Linked DNA regions of Homo sapiens: all the other regions are linked to region 3. Evidence: chromatin contacts called from ENCODE Hi-C data. All regions are on one chromosome and are shown on one strand. The core of a region is the stretch at or near the end of the contact, and the rest is flanking DNA. Distances in the headings are between cores, read along the strand shown.

Region 1 (3,045 bases), core at 376-2,875, 1.8 Mb after region 3:
CAGTAGGGCCTAATCCAGTGTGACTGGTATCCTTATAAAAAGGGGAAATATGTACACAAAGACAGACACACACAGAGGAAAGACGACATGATAAAACATGGGGAGAAGAGAGCCATCCATAAGCCAAGGAATGCCTGAGGCTACCAGAACCTCACAGAGAGGCATGGAACAGATTCTTCCTCACATCTTTCAGAATAACAACCCACCAGCACCTGGATCTTGGACTCCTAGCCCCTGGAACTGTGAGATCATACATTTCTATTATCTCAAGTCACCCAGTTTGTGGGACTTTGTTGTAGGCAGCCTTAGGAATAAGCTACCAGAGGCAATCATCATCTCTTCATCATCATCTTCATCATCATCATCACCATCATGGCCAATATTTGTTGAGTGCTTACCTTGTACAGATGCTGGTCTCATTGTTTTACATGTATTACTGATATAATCCTCAGAATACTCCAATGTGGGTACTATTACTGTTTCAATTTTATAGGTGAGGAAGCTGAGGCCCAGAGAGCTGAAGAAATTTCCCAAGTCCACACAACGTGAAAGAGACAAAGATGGGATTTAAGCTGAAGCTGTCTGGCTCCAGAATCCAAGTCCTTCCTAATCTAGTTGTTGGAGGGATTATATAAAATAATGGCCATAAAGTACTTAATGTGGGCTTGGCACATAGCAAGCATGAAAAAAATGTTAGTTAACATTCTTAGAATTCTTTTTAGTCTTGTACCAGTAACATCTGCCTCTGACTTCCCTCAAGTTCCCTTTCATGTATATTTGTCTCTGCAGTTCCTGAGAGAGGGGGCTTTCTGGTAGGCTAGTGACCAGCTCATACAAGCCACATGTCTGGACATGAGAGACCTAGGTGTCCCAGGCAAGAGGAAGCTATGGCAGGCAGGTCTCATGGTGGAGAGCTTCCCCATCCCACAAACAGCCATCTTTGAGTAAACCATGTCCCTTTGAGCTTTCCCTTACCAGCCCTGAGCCACAGGGAGCCACAGGGCTGGGACTAGAGTGATGACACGCCTGGAGGATGACTAAATGGCCTTGAAGAATGATTGAAATTTCGTGCCCTAGGCACCTCCCTCTAATCCCAACCCTGCTGAGCCACCTCGCCTCCATTTAACCACTCAAATATCTAGTAGGCATTGACCAACGGCAAAGTATGTTGCATACTTCGGAGGGAGTACAAAAAAAGAGACAGGAAAAAGGCACCTGTCTGCTTCTTCAAAGCAAATAAAAACAGAGACTTAGGAGGCAAAACTGGTGCTTCTGTTCACAACCCGGCTGGGTGGCTGGGGGAGAATGCTGATGCTCTGTTCCTTCTTTGTGCCCAGACTTTTCCACACTGACAGAAGACACCTCAGGATAGAGACAAGTCACTGATTTCAATCTTCAGGGGTCTAACGTCAGTCATTCTGACCCCTTAAATAACTTCCCAGGTATCAGAATTGCTGAGATTTTTTAAGAGACCAGATTTTTTTTGAGCATTTAGGACCAAAAAACTCCATTCTTTCACAGAATGAGGAGAAATACACAGACTGTCAAGATGAAGGTATGAGAACCAGGAAGTGAAAGAGAATCAGCCCAGATCTAGAAACTGACCTGTCAGGTTTCACTGGCTGCAGGGCAGAAAGCCAAGTCAACAGAAGCAACAGGCTGCTAACCCCCGAGGGCAGCTCTTGTTCACCCAGGACTACAATCTTCTGGTGCACCAGGGGGTCCTTCTGATAAGCTGATGCTACAAGCCCCCCTCCCCTCTCCTCCCTCTCTCTCCATGGTGGGATCTTAGGCCCTTCTGTCCCCTTCCTCACCTGCATGTTGTCGGAGCCTGTGCTGGTGCTTATACAGCTGTACAGAGAGAGAGAGGGGTTTCTGTAAAAAGGTTCCTGGATGTGAACCTCACTGACTGCTACCTGTGTGTGACTTGGCTCCAGCACCTGCTCCCAGAGCTAAAAGCTGTCCTGTCCACAGCTTCCACGCTCCCTGCCTGAAGTCCTCTCTGACCGGGCCTAGCAGCCCTCTTCCCGTCCAGCCCTCCCTCTTTGAACAGACACTTCTGTTTGCTGACCCTGGCAGTCTAGGAAAAGGACCATTTAACAAATAAAAATAAAAATAAAATAAAATAACAGTTTTTGAATGCATAAAATGGTGGTGACAGGGGCAGGGGAAGCAAAGAGGCCTGGAAATGGGGAAGCCTCCCCCTTCCCACAAAGGGTTAAAGGAACCACAGCAATCAATTTCTGGCACTTATTTGGTAAAAATATTTCTAGTTCCCCTGCAGATCCGGTGGGAACTGGCATACCTGGCTGTGGACCAGGGTTCAGACTTTGGGGGAGGCAAGGGAGGCAGGGCTAGGCTGGTTATAGGGTGTGGAGCCTCAGCTGACACCACAGACAGGGCCCAGAAAGATGGAGAAATAGCTGGGCCAAGAGGTAGAATCTGGATAAGAAGTTGGGGTGCTAGGCCAGGACTCTTTTTTTTTTTTTTTTTAAATGGAGTCACGCTCTATTGCCTAGGCTGGAGTGCAGTGGTGCGATCTCGGCTCACTGCAACCTCTGCCTCCTGGGTTCAAGCAATTCTCCCGTCTCAGCCTCCCAAGTAGCTGGGACTACTACAGATGCCCGCCACCATGCCTAGCTAATTTTTGTAGTTTTAATAGAGACGGGGTTTCACCATATTGGTCAGGCTGGTCTCGAACTCCTGACCTCTGGTGATCTGCCTGCCTCAGCCTCCCAAAGTGCTGGGATTACAGGAGTGAGCCACTACACCCGGCCCAGGCCAGGACTCTTAAGGGAATCCAGGGGTGGAGGGGGTGACAGCCAGGCTGGAGGCTGGCCTCAGCGCTACCTGCAGGTGATTTTTAGGCACCTCTCTGCTTTGGGTGGGTGGCTACTGGTACATCTAGTAAGCCCATGGGATAGGTAAGATGGGATGACAGCAGGCACGTGTGAGGGCTGAGGAAGTTAAGACGACGTGGACTGGCTGCCTCCTGATTGCTCCTTCCCCATCCCTGTAGCCATTAGCCAGGACCTGGGGTTGCAG
Region 2 (2,901 bases), core at 131-2,630, 1.6 Mb after region 3:
TGCTTTGCTTGGGGAGAAAGGAATATAAAGGACCCCTGGGAATCCCTTCCCCTGGAGGTTTCCAGCTGCCTGCTTTTGACTTTGACTTCTCTTCTCTCACATGCAAGTAAAGAAAACAATACTGGGTTAACATTTTCTAAGCTGTACAACCTTAGGACAGTGCCATTGGAAGGAAAATAGGCTAGAAATCAGAAAAGATGGGCTTGATTCCAAAGATTTCAGTCAGATCTTTGACGTCAAGATATCACAAACCCTCCTTCTTCAAAGTGCAGGCACTGTCTGTTGGCTCACATCATCCGTGAGCACTTAGAGTTCCTTGAGTAAGAAGTACTGCCTTCTATAAACATCTCTGCATCTGGAGACTTATTCCTGGACATTGCTAATGAGTCAGTGAAAAACCCCAAATGATCTATGTATCAATTCCTGTTTTACACTTTCAGTTTATACAATAAATGAGAAAAAGGGCTAAGCTCAATTTGCTGGAAGTTGACAGTCCATTTTTATTTTGAAATCATTGTTGGTAATTTCATACCAAAGGAGAGGCTTACAGCAAGAGAGTAGAAATGAAAGCAGAAATGAGAAAGCTTATATAGTCTCAATTTCGATGACTCTAAAAACATTGATCAATCAACAATGCAGCTCATCCAGGAAAACCAAAACACTTTGTGGTAGGCAGAATTCTAAGCCCCTAAGGTTTCCTGCCTCTGGGATCTGTGAGCCTTCTCCCACTTACTCAATCAAACAGCAACCTAGATTCTGCTGTGAAGGGATTTTGCAGATGTAATTAAGGTCCCAAGATAGGGAGATTGTCTGGGTGGGCTTGATCTAATAGCACGAGCCCTTTAACTCTGAGTCTGGAGGTCAAAGACAGAAAAAAATCAAAGAGGTTTGAAGCATGAGAAGAATTCAACAAAGGGGAGATTCTCTATTGCTGACTATGAAGATAAAAGGACCAAGTGGTAAGAAATGCGGCAGTTTCTAGGAACTGAGAGTGGCCCCCAGCTGACAGCCAGCCAGGAAACAGGGACCTCAGTCCCCCAACCGCAAGAAACTGAATCTGTGACAACCAGAATGAGCTTCCACAAGGCCCTTGAGCTCCAGATAAGAACACTGCCCAGCTGACATCTTGATTTAGCCCTGTGAGGAGATCAGTGGAGTCACACCCTTCCCAGTTCTGGGGGAAAACCTGTAAAGTAATGAATGGGGAGTTGTTTTAAGGGGATAAATTTATGATGATTTAGTATGCAGCATAGAACTAAAATCCACACTTCCTGAATGGTTTTAAAGCCTCTTAGCCTAACCCTAAGACCAAAACCCAACCTCCTTCAAAGAGAAACCTGCCAACCACTGTGAACCAAATCTATCAGACAAGTCTCTTGTGATTCAAATTATAACCCACGGCCCGACAGCATACATGTGGCCTAAGAAATGCAGCATCTCAGGTCCCATCTGGATCTACTGAATCAAAACCTTCATTTTAACAAATCGCCTGGTGACTTATATACACATTAAAGTGTGAGAAGCACCAGTTAGCATTTTAATGCAGAGCTGGAGATCTGGAATCAGCAAAACCCATGTTCCCAAGCTGGCTCTACAGTTTTACTAGCTATGCGGACTTAGACAAGTTACTTAACCTCTCTGAACTTCTATTAATCGGTAAAATGGAGCAGGTAATAGTACTGACTTTATAGAGTTGTGGTGAGGATTAAATGGGACAGTATGTAAAGTGCTTTAGCCCTGCATTTTGGCCTGTCGTTAGCCTGGCAAACAGTAAGGGCTTAATAAATTGTTGCTTATTATTGGATTGGGCAGTAATAGCATCAATTGAATGTAGAGGGAGCAGGTAAACTGTATCAGTTGGAAACTTGCAGGATCACTGTGGCTGGCATCCTCTGATTAAATATGTTGTCACGCAGCTCCTCAGAGACTGCAAAAGGTTGTGACCTTGGTTTTCTACCTAACACAAGGCTGGGTCAGCCATGCCATTCCATCCCAATGCCTGTAACCATCTGTGTATCCCCCGACCCTCTCCCTTGTCGGTATTTAACCTCACTGGGCTTGACCTCACTTAGCTAATGAGATCTGGCCAGAAACCATGGAGATGGTTGTCAGCAACTCGGGGCAGGTGGTATCCCTGAATACCAATGGCAGCTCAATCCACAGAAAAGATGAAGAGATGTGCCAGGGGCAAAACACAGCCTGTTGAACTGTTTTAACAGAAATCTAAGGTTCTTCTTATTTTTGTTGGAGGGAATGATGGCAATGGTGACAATGGTGTTGGCATTACTGAGTATAAGAATGAATGTATAAATCAACAGTGACAAATGAGTAATACATAAGCCAGAGAGCTTTTGTGATCAATTCTGCAGAGGCCCGTTCCCCCTCCTGGTGGTTTCTCTGTTCTTGGCAAAGACTCCTCTCACTTGCTTTATTTCTCAGCCTGAGCCACAGCAATCTCTATAGTTCAATATAAATAATGAGGGTGATATTGATAATAACAATAGCTCTCATTTATTGAGTGCTCCAAGTGCCAGGCACTCTTCATATATTATTTATACTCCTTATAACAACTCTTTGAGGTAGACATTATTATGTTCCTTTTTAGCCAAGGAAACAGAAGCCTCAGAGAGGTTAAGTGGCTTGCCCAAGTTTACACAGCAGATAAGATAGTCTTGGATTCAAACCTGAGTCTGTTTGACTCTGAAACCTGTGCTTTCTTCGCTTTATCTCCGCAATACAGCTGTCATCCTTGACTGGGCTCTTGGCCCTTTGCCTGGACACTGTATCTGGGCCTTCGATACTACTGCCCAGTCAGCTCCTGAGCTGCCTTGCTCCTGTCCTTCCAGGTTTGCACCGCTTTGGCTTCTGTCTTTGCTCAGATGCTCACCTGTCTGGCCCCTG
Region 3 (3,049 bases), core at 473-2,972:
TGGCCTCTAATGGGGAGAGGTCAGGAATGCTGCTAACTATCCTATAATTCATAGGACATTAAGAACACAACAAGGAATTATCTGGCTCAGAATGTCACTAGTGCCACAATCGAGAAACCCTGGAATAAAGACGTGAGCCCAAGTCCAGGGATGTCCTTAGCCCCTGAAGGTAGGGTATTCAATCAGACTCTTTGTTTGGGGTTGGAGTTTTTATACCTTCCATTTGTTGTAATTTATCTAGAAAAAAGATGTGAATCAACCCAGGAGCCAGCAGAGAAAGGCTTACAGGCTTATAGATGGCTCTCACAGCCAGCCCCCTGTAGGAGCTGGGCTTAAAAGACTCAGTTTATCTGACATCCAATAAATACCAAGACCCAACTTAAGCTCTTGATTCCTTAAGCAATTGGTCATTGCTTTAACGGTAGCATATGGATGAATAAATGTTCACTACTGAGCTGCCTGGTTAGATTTATTCCATATAGATTCCCCATGTGGTCTCCCATCTTCACGGAAGAGTTAAAAAAACAGACCATTTAGTTGATAAAATTGAGTCTCCCATGAGTTAACGGAGTGGAACTAGCTACTGGTGCAGAATGAAGCACACACACCGCTGTGGAAGCCAGGCTGGAGGGGCCAAATATTTTCTTTACAGCTGATTCGATGCAGTTCAGTGGTTGATGGCGTGTGGAGGCGGAACACTTCCCGATGATCCAGTCCCCTCCTGTCTATGCAGCCAGCACCTCAAAGGACACACATAATTTCTTTTCCCCTATAAAGTGAATCTGGGCATTTTATAGCTGAAAGGGGAGCAATTTCCATTTGAATTAATCCAGAGGCTGAAGGCAAAGGTGCATTATGTAGCTTTAAAGGACATTCTTCCTTGATTGACAAGGTCCCGTGGCCACCCCCTGTAAAGCCTTAGCAACGGAACATTTCTTGACATCACTCAAGGGAGGTCTGTTATCTTAGTTATACTCACATGGAGCCTGTGGGTTTTTCTGCACCCCAGTCTAAGGAATAACTACAGTCTAACTCTTGGCATTGAACACATTCGTTAACCATAACCCTGTAACATTTCTTCCCTGTTAAATTAGAAGAAAGTAGTAATATTATTAAAGGAAAACATACCTTTCAGCCACTTTGGACATTTTCAAACAATGTCTGTCGATCTGTGCGTTCAAAAATGTTATCTGGGAAAATAGAGAACACAGATGTTAAGACCAAACTAAAATTATTTTTTTCCCCTCGCTCCACAAACCCAAATCCTGCATTTCCACCAAGATCCAAATACCTCCTCTGGCCAGACATCTCCAACTCCCTCAGCTCTGCCCTCCAGCAAATTACTTGTGCCTCTGGACATCCCTATCATACAAGATTCATATTCTGCAATTTAGCCTTTGTCTCATCTCCTCCTATACTGTGGTGTGATTTAAGTCTTGCTTTCCAAAATTTAAAGGCAATGTATTTTCTACGTAGCTTAGCAACAGCATGGACAGGTGAAATGTGCCCCATAAATACCTGTTTTGAACAATCCCCAGTGACCCCTCCTCTGCCCACCTTTCACAGGCACGTCACACCCATGTCCTTGGCATGCTTGACTGGAATCATCAAATAGCTTTTTTTCTGTGTGGTTTTTTTTTCTTTTTTTCTTTTTTTTTTTTGAGACAGAGTCTCATTCTGTTGCCTAGGCTGGAGTGCAGCGGCATGATCTCAGCTCACTGCAACCTCCACCTCTCAGATTCAAGTGATTCTGCTGTCTCAGCCTCCCGAGTAGCTGGGATTATAGTCACACGCCACCAAGCCCGGCTAACTTTTTTCTATTTTTAGTAGAGATGGGGTTTCATCATATTGGTCAGCCTGGTCTCAAACTCCTTACCTCAGATGATCCACCTGCCTCAGCCTCACAAAGTGCTGGGATTACAGGTGTGGGCCACCGAGCCCCGAGCCCCGCCAAATAGCTTTTTTTTTTCATATATCCATTACCTCTTACCCATCAGATAATAAACTTGTCAAGGGCAAGCACCTCAAAGTTTACTCCTTTGGGTTTTGCCCTCTAGGAACCAGCAAGGCATAATATAAACAGTAGGTTGCTTTGTTACCAGTAAATATCAGAAGGAAGTAATATAATTAGCCATTGTCTGTTGACCTGGGCTGCTCATCATGAAAGAAAATAACATTCAACCAAGTAATGCTGAAATGGCATTGGGAGTAGAGCTTTATTTATTCTTAAACTTTCCTTTCAAATCACAGCAATAAAGTAGACCATCCTGAGCTGGTGCATTCCAATTATAAGGACTGTGTGACATGAGCCCCCTCCTTCCTCCAGCTCCCACAGCGGACTGTGGGAAACCCCATTACAGCAGTTACCCCAAGGCATGGGATGACTCATTTACGCCCTTTTCTAGTAACTGCTGGAGGAACTGGGTAGAGAATTCTTTCTCTCAAGCTTCCGTGGCTTGTTCACACACAGCACTTAAAAGGTTCAATCACCCACAGCTGGGTTCCACTGTGGTTTCCAGGAACTCAAAGCTTGCTCAATCTTCAGAGTTGAACATTTGAAAGGGTTTTTAAACTGGCCACGTCTCCTCCTGAGAGTGCAAGCTGTCAATTCATTCACCTGTTTCCGGATGTCCTCTTTTGTTGTTTTCCTGATTGGTTGGCTGAGTACATGCACCGGGCTCTGTGCCTGGGACTCTTCAGTCACGCCATACACGGACTAGGAGAAGAAGCAAGCACAGAGGATCATCCACCCACAGAATTGGAGGGTGGCTTAGGGGTCAGCTAGTCCAATGACTCATCCAATTTCGTGAATCCCCTCATGACAATAAGAGATTGGTCTCTGCTTTTATTTCTTCAATGATGAGAATGCTGCCTCTTAAGGCATGTCATCTCATCTTTGGGGTACCACTATAACCCAAATCCTATCTTTTATTGGGCTGAAAATAGCCTCCTTGTATCTCAGTGTTTCTCCAAATATGGTCCATAGACCACCTGCAAAGAATCACCTGGGTGTGCTTGGAAAAGACACGTTGCTGAGTATCCCCTCGCC

What was found. Hi-C counts contacts between places; a loop is a spot of excess contacts on that map. Pooled maps may share reads with other maps.
Region 1: a map with no recorded cell type shows a loop between it and region 3 (9-fold over the local background). The contact joins two enhancer-like sites. A Hi-C loop is called at or near these places in 4 of 37 single-sample maps with no recorded cell type and 5 of 50 pooled maps.
Region 2: a loop to region 3 is called in a pooled map, with 7 times the contacts of the local background. The contact joins two enhancer-like sites. A Hi-C loop is called at or near these places in 3 of 37 single-sample maps with no recorded cell type and 7 of 50 pooled maps.

The regions. Positions count from the first base shown.
Region 1 is chr14:70,664,176-70,667,220 of GRCh38, reverse strand. All of the region lies in intron 1 of TTC9 (tetratricopeptide repeat domain 9), which reads right to left. Among named protein-coding and RNA genes, the nearest start is that of TTC9, 24 kb to the right of the region's middle. RefSeq lists enhancers at 1-337, 338-838, 1,336-1,495. Within about 2 kb of position 1,625, at least 19 of the 41 ENCODE cell types and tissues checked have a DNase peak (open chromatin) inside an H3K27ac peak, as active enhancers do.
Region 2 is chr14:70,884,995-70,887,895 of GRCh38, reverse strand. No RefSeq gene overlaps it. Among named protein-coding and RNA genes, the nearest start is that of PCNX1, 21 kb to the left of the region's middle. RefSeq lists an enhancer at 283-592. Within about 2 kb of position 1,380, at least 12 of the 41 ENCODE cell types and tissues checked have a DNase peak (open chromatin) inside an H3K27ac peak, as active enhancers do.
Region 3 is chr14:72,476,409-72,479,457 of GRCh38, reverse strand. It overlaps RGS6 (regulator of G protein signaling 6), which reads right to left. Exons shown (of 18, transcript NM_001204424.2): 11 at 2,618-2,716; 12 at 1,129-1,190. Among named protein-coding and RNA genes, the nearest start is that of MIR7843, 39 kb to the left of the region's middle. RefSeq lists an enhancer at 2,451-2,660. Within about 2 kb of position 1,722, at least 2 of the 41 ENCODE cell types and tissues checked have a DNase peak (open chromatin) inside an H3K27ac peak, as active enhancers do.